Linked DNA regions of Mus musculus: region 2 is linked to region 1. Evidence: chromatin contacts called from ENCODE Hi-C or POLR2A ChIA-PET data. All regions are on one chromosome and are shown on one strand. Each heading gives the region's core, a stretch centred on a gene start or an enhancer-like site at or near the end of the contact. The rest is flanking DNA. Distances are from core to core; before and after follow the strand shown.

The links. A loop is a pair of places that touch in the nucleus more often than their neighbours do. ChIA-PET counts read pairs that join two places held with the same protein, here RNA polymerase II (POLR2A).
Region 2: a map of heart shows a loop between it and region 1 (2.7-fold over the local background). The contact joins the promoter of Dgkq here to the promoter of Dr1 in region 1. A Hi-C loop is called at or near these places in 2 of 37 maps with a recorded cell type or tissue (both heart). POLR2A ChIA-PET finds 5 or more read pairs at or near these places in 1 of 5 experiments (Patski).

The regions. Positions count from the first base shown.
Region 1 is chr5:108,266,626-108,272,870 of GRCm38, reverse strand. Dr1 (down-regulator of transcription 1) reads right to left here and starts at 3,974. Exons shown (of 3, transcript NM_026106.4): 1 at 3,062-3,974. The coding sequence starts at 3,281.
Region 2 is chr5:108,657,969-108,664,213 of GRCm38, reverse strand. Dgkq (diacylglycerol kinase, theta) reads left to right here and starts at 3,384. Exons shown (of 23, transcript NM_199011.2): 1 at 3,384-3,771; 2 at 5,929-6,008. The coding sequence starts at 3,519. It overlaps Idua (iduronidase, alpha-L), which reads right to left and starts at 3,883. Exons shown (of 15, transcript NM_008325.4): 1 at 3,716-3,883.

The sequences.
Region 1 (6,245 bases), core at 2,725-5,224:
GGGGGAAATTTCTAATACCATCTTCAAAAAAAGAGCATTTAAGAAAAATAATAAACCAGGTATGGTGGTATATACCTTTAATTCCAACCCTCAGGGGGCAGGGGTAGGGTAGGGACAGGAGTAAATAGAGGCAGGCACATCTCTGAGTTCCAGAACAGCCCAGGCTATAAAGGCTGGGCAGTGGTGGTGCACGCCTTTAATCCCGGCACTCGGGAGGCTGAGACAGGCGGATTTCTGAGTTTGAGGCCAGCCTGGTCTACAGAGTGAGTTCCAGGATAGCCAGAGTTACACAGAGAAACCCTGTCTCAAAAAACAAAACAAAAAAAAAAAAAAGAAAAAAAAAAAGAAAAGGAAAGAAACATGAACCTTTTTTGTTTAACTGGGCAGTGGTGGTGGCATATCCCTTTAATCCTAGCACTTGGAAAGTAGAGATGGGCTGATCTCTGAGTTCAAGGCCATTCTGGTCTACAAAGTGAGTTCCAGTCCTGTCTCCAAAAAACAAAAACAAACAAACACAACCAAAGGGGATGGGGGAAGAGAGAAAAGTTCTCAAAACAAAACTTAAGGTGATTATATAATATGAGATGTCAGTAAAATCTACACTAATCTGAGCAAAATTATAGATATTCCTATATACTTAATGGCAACATTAAAAGATGAGGGTAAATTTGTGAATGACAACAGACTAGTTCAGTTTCTAATAGTGGATTGCCATCATCACACAGAAGAAAATAGCCTTTCAGTGTAACTTTCTAAGTCATACATTAAACTGAAGTCACATTCCAAAGTTGAACTATTTAGTACATGGCTTGCTACAGCTACACTTCAATCATGTCAACTGGAACTCTAAATATATCCTAGAAAAGAATGAGCTTTCCCCCAGGAAGACAGATTGTGTCATTAGATTTTTGGAACAATCACCATTTCTGTGGTTACAAACAAATGTTTAGGCAGATCCTACTGAAATCTGCCATTTTCATTAAAAAGTTGATGCTTGACAAAGGCAGTTCTTCTATTCCTTCATAAAGAGTCAAAGGAAATGCTAGCTATTTGTTAAATATCTTCTCAAAGACTTAAAAACTCAAAAAAAGAAAAACACATTGGCTTCCATTTTTCTTACCACTCAGCAAACCAAACAAGAAGGAAAAAAAAAAAAAAAACCCAGTTTTTTTTGTTTGTTTGTTTTGTTTTTCAAGACAGAGTTACTCTGTATAGCCCTGGCTATCCTGGAACTCACTCTGTAGGCCAGGCTGGCCTCGAACTCAGAAATCCACCTGCCTCTGCCTCCCGAGTGCTGGGATTAAAGGCATGCGCCACCACGCCCAGCTCTAAAAATACCAGTTTTAAGAATTAAGTATGTCGGCTGGAAATATAGCTCTGCAGTGCAGTGCTTACCTAGCACACATAAGTTCAGCACATACACACAAAAGAATCAAATAAGCAACAGGGAACGGTGGTTATATGTCCATAATCCCAGTATTCAAGATACTGCAGGAAGAGACTCTTAAGTTTAAGGCCAGGCTAGGCAACACAGTAGGATCCTATTATCATCTTGCCTTTCCTAACCCTAAAAAAAAAAATTGCTTTTTTTTCTTAGTTATCTACTATGTACTGAAATGGCAGAGTATATGTGTATATAATATGACTATTTATATACATACACACACACACACCATCATGGCTCCACTACCTACTGGGATTGACTTCTGCCATGCTAAGTACTCAGCCTTGAGAGACACCCTCATCACAGCAGGATGTATTTTTAATCTACCATCAGCAGAGGATAAAGGCTCAAAATTAATCAATTGATCTTCTTGTCAATATTGACGGTGTAAAATGGATATGCTCCATACGAATACATGTGCTCTCTATTTGACATTAACAAGAAAGTAAAATTATTTAACACTTAACTTTATAAAAAGGCAATGGTAGAGAACTACCTGCCGAGTATGATTAAATTTGTTCCTTTTAACTTTAAATAAAAGTAATCAAGAAATTGTTCGCATTTCCAATAGATTATTATAAAACAGAAGTGACTGTCTCAAACTGAATGCAACCTTCTCCTAAGAGTTCATGAAAAACCACAGAAAGTACTTCCCAAAATTTGCCAAGAGCACTTTTGTCTCCTTTTCCTGTAACCATCAAAGTCTCCTAGTCTTTTCCAGCATAAGGAAGAAACTGTCGAAACTTTTAGATGTGCTTTTCAATAAAAGATAAATGTATAAACACATCCAAAGGGGACCAGCAGGCGAGAAGGACCGGCAACAGAATGCTGACTAGCGTGTGTCAGGCCCTACGTTCAAGCCCCAGGACTGTCGTTCCCGCCCTGCCCCAGTCATCTTTTACAAATAATCTTCAAAGAACAATCAATAGTTGGAGGGAGTCAAAAAGAAAAAAATGTGGTGCTCGCTTTGGTTACCTGGTGATGACTGTTCCACCTTCTTAGCGATTTTAAAGCAAAAATATACTTCCTTTTTGAAAAGCAATTAACTTTACAACACTTAACACACTCATGTCAATATTTTTTTTTAACTCAATGCTAGGACCCTTGTGCAAGATTGCTAGATGATACACCACTGACCTCCGTCACCAGCCCAAGGGTTTTTCCTACCCCTGTGTTCAAAAATGAATCTTTTCCTCGATACAGGTGAGGGAGAGGTACTCTCTGACTCAACTCATGCTCGAAGTTCTAAAATTTAACTTTCCAAGAGAGAACTTTGAGTTTCCTTTCTCAGTTGTTATTATCCACGTTTAGCTGTGGGCAGTCAATTCTTGTTGTTTTAAGACCTGATTGGAAACTGTACTAGTGAGGGGTTGCGGATGTCTGTTGACCCTAATGTCTGCACTCCTTATTTGCACTAGCCGGATGAAAACAATGTCAGAAGAATGCTACATAGGTGTTTTCTTAAGGTACAAGCTGTCTCTATGCCGTTTTGACTTTTCATTAACTGTGCTTACTAGTGAAGTGGAATGAAGGCTCTGTGACGCCAAGTGGTTACTCTATTAGCTTGACTGTTCCCCTGATCCTTCATCGAAACCAAATCCCACACAAATCGCTTACCTTGTATAACATGCTCTGGTGAAATTGTCTTCTTTTCTGACTTGTTACAAATCTCGTTGGCTTCAGAAGATATAAGGTGAATGAATTCCGTGCAGCAGTTCACTACCAGCTCTCGGGCATCGTTGGCCACCCGGACATTAGGAAGAGTCTCTTTGATCATCTTATTTATAGCAGCTCTGGGGATAGTGAGATCATCGTCGTTGCCAGACGAGGAAGCCATCGTATCTTCCTGTCTTTCAAGCCCCAACTTTTAAACTCCTCGCCTCTGGTCCACCACTCCACGAAGATTTCTCAACAGGCTGTCCCTGGAGAGGGATGTTGGGGTCCGGGAAGCTCAGAGAAGAGAGTGCAGAAACCAGGAAGGAGGGCTGGAGGGCAGGGAACACCCACTGTGTGAGAGATTTTAGTGGGAATATGAAGGAAAGGTCAGGGGGCTGAGGGTTCTAGGGACACCACTCCCAGGGCTGGAGAACCACCCTGCGTGTCGCCTCAAACGGACTGGCGCTGTCGTCTAACCGAACCTAAACGGCACGGGAGCGCACGCAAGACAGAGGAATACCCGCCCGGCCGCGGTCCCGGGCGGACACTGAGCAGGGTCAGCTCTACAGAGCCGGAGCCCCCGAGGACGCCGCCACCAGCAGCGGTTGCAGCCGCCTCGGCCAAACCATCCTTCAGGCACCCGCGCCGCCGCCTCACAACATGTCTGCCGAAGCCGCAGCTGAGCGCACGCCGGCTGCCTGGGAAACCAAGTGGACCGGGCCGAACACTGCGGGAGCCGCAGCGGCCAAGCGTGTGGCCGAGAGCAGGCTGTGCGAGCAGGAGCGGCGCTAACGGTGGTCTCTCTACGGGCCGGGGAAGGAGGTTTGCCGCAAGCTGATCCCGGCACGCTTTGCGCCACCGGAAGTCGAACTCCCCAGGTCCCACCCGCCCTCCTCGATGGATTTCCGTGTGCACGCCCCGCCCCTACCCCCTCCCGGACGGGCGGGAGCCGCGGGGCTTGGCAGCCCGCAGCTTCCGCCTGCCGCTCCCCCACGCACGGCGACCCGGCGTCTCCTCCGTCGGGCCCTGGAGCTCGCTTGCTCTGCGGGCAGAAGGGCCCGCGGAGGGCCACGTGGCAGGGGAGCCCTGGTCCTTACTAAAGAACTTCCTTTTCCTATCTCCTTAGCTGTCGGGATTAGGGCGCGGAGTGAAAAGAGCAGAGTGGGGAGGACAGGCCTTTACAACTACTTCACAGCATTCAGATCAGAGCTCCCTGTTCTCATTTGTGAGAAAGAAATGAAGCCTTCAAAGAAGTGGCTGTCCTCGGTACCACAAGTGGCTAAGTCAGGAAACTGGTAGTCTGATCTAAAGTAATGAAAATGTTTGGCATACCATGAGCTATGGCCCTCTGCATACTTGCTTTTGAAAGGAAGACAAGAAAAAAAAAAGGTTTATCTTATGAGAGTCCGATATCTGCTTCGTTCCAAGTGATTACTAATAACTAGTGCCACGTTCATCACAGAAATCACTTTTTTTTTTTTTTAAGATAAGCTCAGCTGGGCGACAGTGGCTCACGCCTTTAATCCCAGCACTTAGGACACGACACTCAGGCAGGCAAATCAAGTTCCAGGACAGCCAGGGCAATACAGAAAAAACCTGTCTCAACACACGCAAATCCTCACATACTGTCACATTAATTAATAGTGGAAAGTTGTAACTTTTGAAAGGACTAAGCCAGTTAAATCTACGTGCACAGTTTAGTTCATCGTGTTCTTTGTTGATAGACTGGCAGCTGGACTGTGGCAATGCTTTAAGATGTCTGGTTTCCAGGAGACTATCATTGTCAACCATCCCCTCCTACCCACCTTACTAGATGCAGCTTCAGCACTGAGCTAGAACACCAGCCTTGAGTTAATTTTTTCATTCAACATTTTCTCCAAAATGCTTGCTGGGAACTAAATATTCTTCATTATATCAGTGCTAGTAAGTTCAATCTTTGATTATAAAGAACAAGTTTCTTCTTCAAAATAAGTAAATTTTGGTTCAGATGTATAAAGACCTAGATAAAATATTAAAATCTAGATGGAATGTTAAGTCCTAGGTAACTGTTACCTGGTTAGCCTGCCATTTTGTGCTATTACTATATTATAAGCAAACTTTCTCATATGGGAGTCATGTCTACAGAGTGCTTCTGAGTTCTCCCAAGCCACTGTCTAAATTGTTTATACCTGCAACCCCAGCTTTTCTTTATTTTATTTTATTTTATTTTATTTTTGCTTTTTGAGACATGGTTTCTCTGTGTACCCCTGGCTGTCCCGGAACTCTATAAACCAGGCTGGCCTCAAACTCAGAGAGACTTGCCTGCCTCTGCCTCCCAAGTGCTGGGATTAAAGGTCTTGGCCACTGCAAATGAGTTCAACTCCAGGTTTGAAGTACAGTATTTTTAACTTTAAAAGTTCACAAGATTTTAAAGATGAAAAAGAAGTATAAAAACATAAAGGAAAATGTCAGTAAAGACTTTACACATTTAAAGGACTATTGTAAATGAAGTCACATGGGAAAATGGTACAGAGAAATATTTCTGGAAAATCAAACTAGTAGGAGTCAGAAATGGTGGCACCCAGCTGCAATGCCTGCATTGGGGAAGATAAGGAAAGAGGATTGATAACTCAAAGATGGACTCTGGACAGCATAGTACAGCTGCAAACTGTAAGGACATAAATGAAAGAGGTGATATCACTTTGTTAAAAGGTCAAAAAGAAATGATATGTGTCAACAAGAAGCTAATGGGGCAGAATGGGGAAGGAAGGCTTTTCATGTAGTGGTAAAGACTAAAGAAGCAAATGGCAAAACAGCTTGAGAGAGAGGCAAGGGCAGTGAAAAGCTGTAAAAACCTGAAGACACACGTTCAGTGGAAAAGCAACAGCAGAGCAATTGAAAACATATTTTTAAAGGTAAGGCCCAGCATGATGGTACAGGCCTTTAATCCTAGCACTTGGGAGGCAGAGGCAGGTAGATCTCTATGGGTTTAAAAGTTCAAAGCCAGCCTGGTTCAGGGTGATTTCCAGTGTAGACAAGACTACCAGAGAAACCCTGTCTCAAAGAAACAAATATAAAAACAAAGAAATAAAAAATCTGGAAGTTACTGTATGTGTTACTGTATACCTATAATCCCAGCTCTCTGGAGGCTGAAACACACACACAG
Region 2 (6,245 bases), core at 2,135-4,634, 390 kb before region 1:
AGAGCACTTACTGCTCTTCCAAAGGTCGTGAGTTTAATTCCCAGCAACCACATGGTGGCTCACAGTCATCTGTAATGGGATCCAATGCCCTCTTCTGCTGTGTCTGAAGACAGCAACAGTGTACTCATATACATAGAATAAATACATAGAATCTTAAAAAAAAAAAAAAAACAATACCAAAGTCCCAAAGTTGGCTAGTGCTCAGCTCTCTGCTGGTACAGAAATCAATATTTGAATATACAAAGACAACCTTTACACGGTATACAAAAAGATTACAACAGCTGGTCCTTTCCAGTGGGCTCTGTCCTATACCACCTTCCCTGCTCATATTCTGTCATACAGAATCTCGAGTGCTCTCCCCCCCAAAAAAATGTTTAGTTTATACCTTTATTAGATGGTCGGCAGCCCAATTCCCAACAATTGTTCAGTCACAGCTGTGAATGGAAGTCCAAGGATTTAGCAGTTACTCAGTCTCACACAGCAAGCAGGCAAAGGAGCAAGAGCAAGAGCTAGACTCCCTTCTTCCAATGTCCTTATATTGTCTCCAGCAGAAGGTGTAGCCCAGATTAAAGGTGTGTCCCACCACACCTTTAATCCCAGATGAAAGGCGTAGCCCAGATTAAAGGTGTGTTCCTTAAACTCGGAGATTCAATCTTCTGGAATCCATAGCCACTATGGCTCAAGATCTTCAAACCAAGATCCAGATAAGGATCTCCAAGCCTCCAGATAAGGGTCACTGGTGAGCCTTCCAATTCCGGATTGTAGTTCATTCCAAATATTGTCAAGTTGACAACCAAGAATAGCCACTACAGATGGGCAATCTCTACTTTCTATATATCTTGCTTATATTATCTATATTTTCTCACTTTCTATGTGCTAGATTTGAGGCTTTGATCCTAGAAATATATACTCCTACCATGCCCAAATTGGCTAATTCCAGACAGAAAATGGAGTATCTCTGATATGAAGACCAACCACTTCAGAGCCCAGACTCACATAAAATGGGCATTCTTGTTCTAGAGCCCCAAGGAGGCGGACAGCAGAGCCTACCATGGAGCCCCAGTGAGTCGTGCAGGCCATCAATTCTATAGTTCCTGCCCTAACCACTTATCCCTTAGGAACCCCAGTCAAGGCTTAGGACACACAGCCCTGCTCTGTTCCAACCAAAACTAGGATTACCAGAGCCTGCTTGGCATGTCAGGCCTCTTTCCTAAGGAAGTGTAGCTTGTACATCCTTCCAGACAGCTGTCTGCATGGCTGCAGGCTACCTGACTAGAACCTGCCAGGACGTGAAAGTGGATGCTGGGCCAATGGCCAAGAGTTGGGAAAGCTGAAAAAGACCATGTGCCTTAGCATCTGGGAGAAGGTCAGTTTCTTAGCACCCTGAGCTGTTACGGGCATACACCACACTAGATATAGTCTGCAAAAAGACTAGCGAAGAGGAACAGAGGAACCCTAGAAAAACCACAGGTTCACAATGGCATCACTCACTAAGAAGCTAAAGAATCACTTTCCATGTGTGTGCCTGGTGGCCATAAAGGCCAGAAGATAATCTTGAAACTGGAGTTATAGAAGGTTTTAAGCTGTTGGGAGGTGGTGGCGCACCTTTAATCCCAGCACTTGGGAGGCAGAGGCAGGAGGATTTCTGAGTTCGAGGCCAGCCTGGTCTACAAAGTGAGTTCCAGGAAGAAGAAGGAGGAGGAGGAGGAGGAGGAGGAGGAGGAGGAGGAGGAGGAGGAGGAGGAGGAGGAGATGATGGAGGAGTGATTGGGAATCAAATCTGGATCTTTTGTAACAGAGCGAAACCCAAAAGTAGCTTATTCTACAGTTGAGCTGTTATTTCCTTATTAGTGATAAGAGGGGAAGTATTGCAAGATATTTAATCAAACTGTAAACCCTGAGACTGTGTTATTTACTGAACAAATCTTTTTTTAGTTATGATGTGGCTTAGCCCTTAGCACACATCTTTAATTCCAAACAATGAAGGTAAAGTTAGTTTATAGAAGGAAGCACCCATGTTTGAAAATGATGTCTGATTAAATGGCAAAGTGGTAAATCAGAGAATGATTTGACAGAATAGGACTGCCCACATCTCACAAGAAGAGAGAGGAAAGGAAAGCTATTTAAGAGAGAGCAGGAGAGAGGGGAGAGGAAGAGAGGAAGAGGGGAAGAGCAAGCAAGCAAGCAAACAATTTTACTGGGAGAGTTTTACAGAGAGAACAATTTAGGCATAGGTAAAGACAGAATGAGCCAGAGAATGAGAAGGAGTTAGAAGAGTAGAATAGATTGCTGGAGTTAGTTTGAGGTCAAGCAGGGCAAAAAGTCAGAGGCCGAGAGAGAAGCCATACTGAATCAGTCAGCTTGGAGAGGAATTTGAGCCAGATCAGCAGAGTTGAGCAGCCAGCAAGAGTTCATGAAGCATAAGAAAGGGTGAGCTTATTTGACAGTAAGTCTCAGAGACAAAAAACATTCTAGACCTAGTTTAGATTGTACTAGAAACTTCCAGGACTTGTTAAGAAGACTACTAAGGAAACTGAAGAGATGGCTCAGAGATTAAGAGCATTTGTTTTTTTGTAGAAGACCCTAGATCTATTTCTAGTACCTTCATGGCAGCTCAAAAACATCTGTAACTCCAGTTCCAGGAAATCCAGTTTTCTATTCTGACCTCCTCTGACACCAGGCACAGACAAAATGTAAGCAAATCAATCATACTGATAAAATAAAATAAATATATATTTTTTTAAAAGACAGAGCCTCTCTACATAGCCTCAGTTATCCTAGAACTCACTAGATAGACCAGGATGTCCTCATACACACAGAGCTCTCTCGTCGCTGTTTCCTTCCCTTGATGCACTCTGTGGCTACTGGGAATAGGCTAGAGGCCAGGAACTTTTTGGATCACCATTCCAGTAGTGTTTCCCCAACTCCAAAACAGAGTCGGCCTATAGAAGCAGGGCCCTTGAGGGCTGCTGACAATAGAGGCAGAATGACTCCTAGGTCCAAAGTCATAGGCATTGTCTGGACAACACAAAGCTATGGTTACTGTGGATGGCCTTCCCTTGCATGCAGGTACTCAAAGACCTGGGAACACAGTGGGAGAAAGTTTTGCCATGGTGTGTGTGAGGGTGTGTGTGTGTGTGTGTGTGCGCGCGCGCGCGCGCGCGTAGAATTAGGGGTTAAAGGAGCTTGTGGAAGTCCCACTGAATGTTTCCATATAGCTTCTCCTATGCTTATACGAGCAAAGGCCTCATATATCTAGTATCCTGTGTGGAGAATCTGGCGCTGGAGGTCAGAACAAATCCTCTTGGGCCACCATGCCCCTCTGTCTAGTCCAGAGGCCCCGCCTTTGGCAGGACGGCACCGCCCCTCAGGAGGCCCTCTCCAGTCTGGCCCCGCCCACGTGAGCCTGCGCGTTAGGTAGCGCAGTCGGAAGCCGGGAGCGGGCTCTGCCGAGGGCCCTCTCTACACCGCGGACCTGGCTTTATCGTGCGCTTGGAGCTGGGGCGCTCGGGTTGTGGATGGCGGCGGCAGCCGAGCCCGGTGCCCGGACCTGGCCGGGCAGTGGTTCCCCACGTCTTGGCAGCCCGGCCGGCAGTCCAGTGCTGGGCATCTCGGGCCGCACACGCCCGGGGTCAGGGCCGGAGCGGACTAGCAGAGCTATTGGCTCCGCAGCACCTGGCCACAGCTTTCGCAAGGTGACACTCACCAAGCCTACCTTCTGCCACCTCTGCTCGGACTTCATCTGGGGACTGGCTGGCTTCCTGTGCGATGGTGAGAGTCCACCCCGCGTCCTAAGGCCGCTCCCAGGAGCCGATGCCCTCCTTCCCGGGACACTGCCCTGACCTTTGAGACCTGTCCCTCTTGGCAGTGGGTGGGCACAGAGACAGACTCTGGTTTGAGTAGGACTTTCCTATGGAGGTGACACCCTGCTTTTAAGGTCAGGAAGGAGGGGTACCCTGGGTCTGGCCTCTCTTGACCTGAGATCTCAGGATTTCCTAGTGGGAGGTGGAGACCGAGTCGCCATAGTGCAGTGCTGTTGTTGTAATGCAAAGGCGCTGTAAGAGGCAAGGTGTGTGCTGAGGCAGTTGTTGGGCCTGGGCATAGAGATATGAAGGTAAGACTGAGACTTGGGGCAATGGGGCTCCCACTAGTGACCCGTGTCAGTGACTGGGGCAGCAGGAGTGGCTGGCTGTGGGTCCTGGGCATTCTTGTCCCGAGTGCATGCTGATGCACAGAGGGATTTAATGCTGCTCTGTTCAGGCTCAACTGCTTGGAGAGCTAGGCCCAGCCTTCTTTACAGTTGTGGCATGTCCCAGCACAGCTCCCACCCAGCTGCCAAGCCGGCTGGGCAGGACAGAGGATGGCACCTCTTTCTCAGCTCTCCAGGTAATTCCATGACTGCCCCTCTTTTTATTCTTACTCTTGTGAAGAGGCAGCTTCACAAGAAGCTGAGACCCAAATCTGTGGGGGACATCTGGGCCTTTGACAGTGTCACCTGACCAGGGTCCGAAGGTGGGAGCAATGAACCTGCCCTATTTGGGGAACACTAGTGTGCTCTGGGCAGGATCACTGAGGCCATAGCTCCTCACAGAGGCGTGTCTTCTGCTAGTGAGGATGGCAAGGTTGTCATGGGATCTCAGGGCTAGTAGTGACATAGGAGTGGTCACCTGTTTTTCTCTGTCCTATCTGCCCTCTTAAAATATCAGAGTCCCACTGAGATGGAGGCTGTGAGGTATACACTGACTTAGCTGCATATCTGAAGCTATGCCCCAGGCCGTACAAAGGTGGCCTAGGCAGGATGGTCCTCTGACTCACTTTATGGCTGAAAGTCATAGAAGGCATAGTTTGAAGTCTAAGTCTATTCTGGGAAGGTAAAGGTAGTGGAGGCAAACCCACAGATAGGAGGCTAGACCTAGGATCTCTGCAGAACTGAGAGATAATGAAAGTAGGATTTGAATCCAAGGAACCCCTCACAGATTTGACCCCTGAGCCTAGGTCTGTGGAATCAGGAAACCTAAGCAAACTCCTCATGTATAGCAGCCCAAGGTTCTGTTACCCAGAAGAGGGTGCAGAGCCCCTTCTAAGCAGCGTTGTTGTAGCTGTCCTCACAAGGGTATGGGCAGGAGCCTTCCACCTGCAGGAACATAAGACGGTCTCAGCCTACAGGGAAGGCAGCTGGCAAGACCTTTTGAGGTGGAGAAAATTGAGAGCCTGGGAAGATTCCTGTTAGGTCATTACTTAGTCATCCGCTTTTCTCCTAGCATCCTTCAAGCAGAGCATCCCATGGAAAACTTTTGTCTCTTTCTAAGAATGAGGTGTCTGGGGTCTCAGCAGGAGGGAAGCAGCAGCTGGGGCCCTCTGGATAGGCTCTGGCTTCTCAGGCTGACTTAGTAGCCATGTCCCTTCATTTCTACAGCCTCTCATCAGTATCCCACCTGTGGAGCCCAGCCCAGGCCCCTCACTCCCTTGTCCTGCCCTGCCTCTGATATGTCACACAGCTTTCTGTCCCCTCTTGTACATCTCCAAGTTTGTTTCACTGCTGAAGCTCTGCTGTGCTGAGGTCTGGAAACAAGCCCCCCTCCCCAACCAGGTGTGTTTTGTTTATGTGCACCCTGTCTTTGGGGACTCAGCTCTCTGCTCTGTTGGCCCCAGAGACAAGGGAACTGAGGCAGTGTGAGGGGATTGGGCCACTCCCAAGACAGCAGAACACACTCATCTTCCACCATGGTTCTAATATGGCATCCAGCTCCTGAGGATGGTGTTACTGCCTAGGATCACAGGATGAAACAGGGATGGGTACCATGCTCACTGGCTCAGCTCAAGAACTTCCCCCAGTCAGCTCTGGCTGAGTGACCTCTTTATGATGGACTCTTAGCCCTGTTATGGTGTTTAGCAAGGTGGACTGATTGGCACATCTCTTCCCTGCAGTCTGCAACTTCATGTCCCATGAGAAGTGCCTGAAGCAGGTGAAGACCCCGTGCACAAGCATTGCACCAAGCCTCGTCCGGGTGAGTGTGGGGGCAGTACATATGGCTTTCATGGGGTTAAGGGCTGACCTCTGGCTGTCCTTTGCATTATTCAGTTTAGCCACCTCATGGTTAGGGAGCAAAGGGCAGAATTCTGCTCACAATCAAAAAGGAAGGAGCCATTGATGAGCTGAGCACCTTGAGTGGATTTCTAGAGACTGAGAAAAGTCAGTGTCCAAGGGCACATTCTTGTCTATGGAACACTCGGAATGAGGAAGC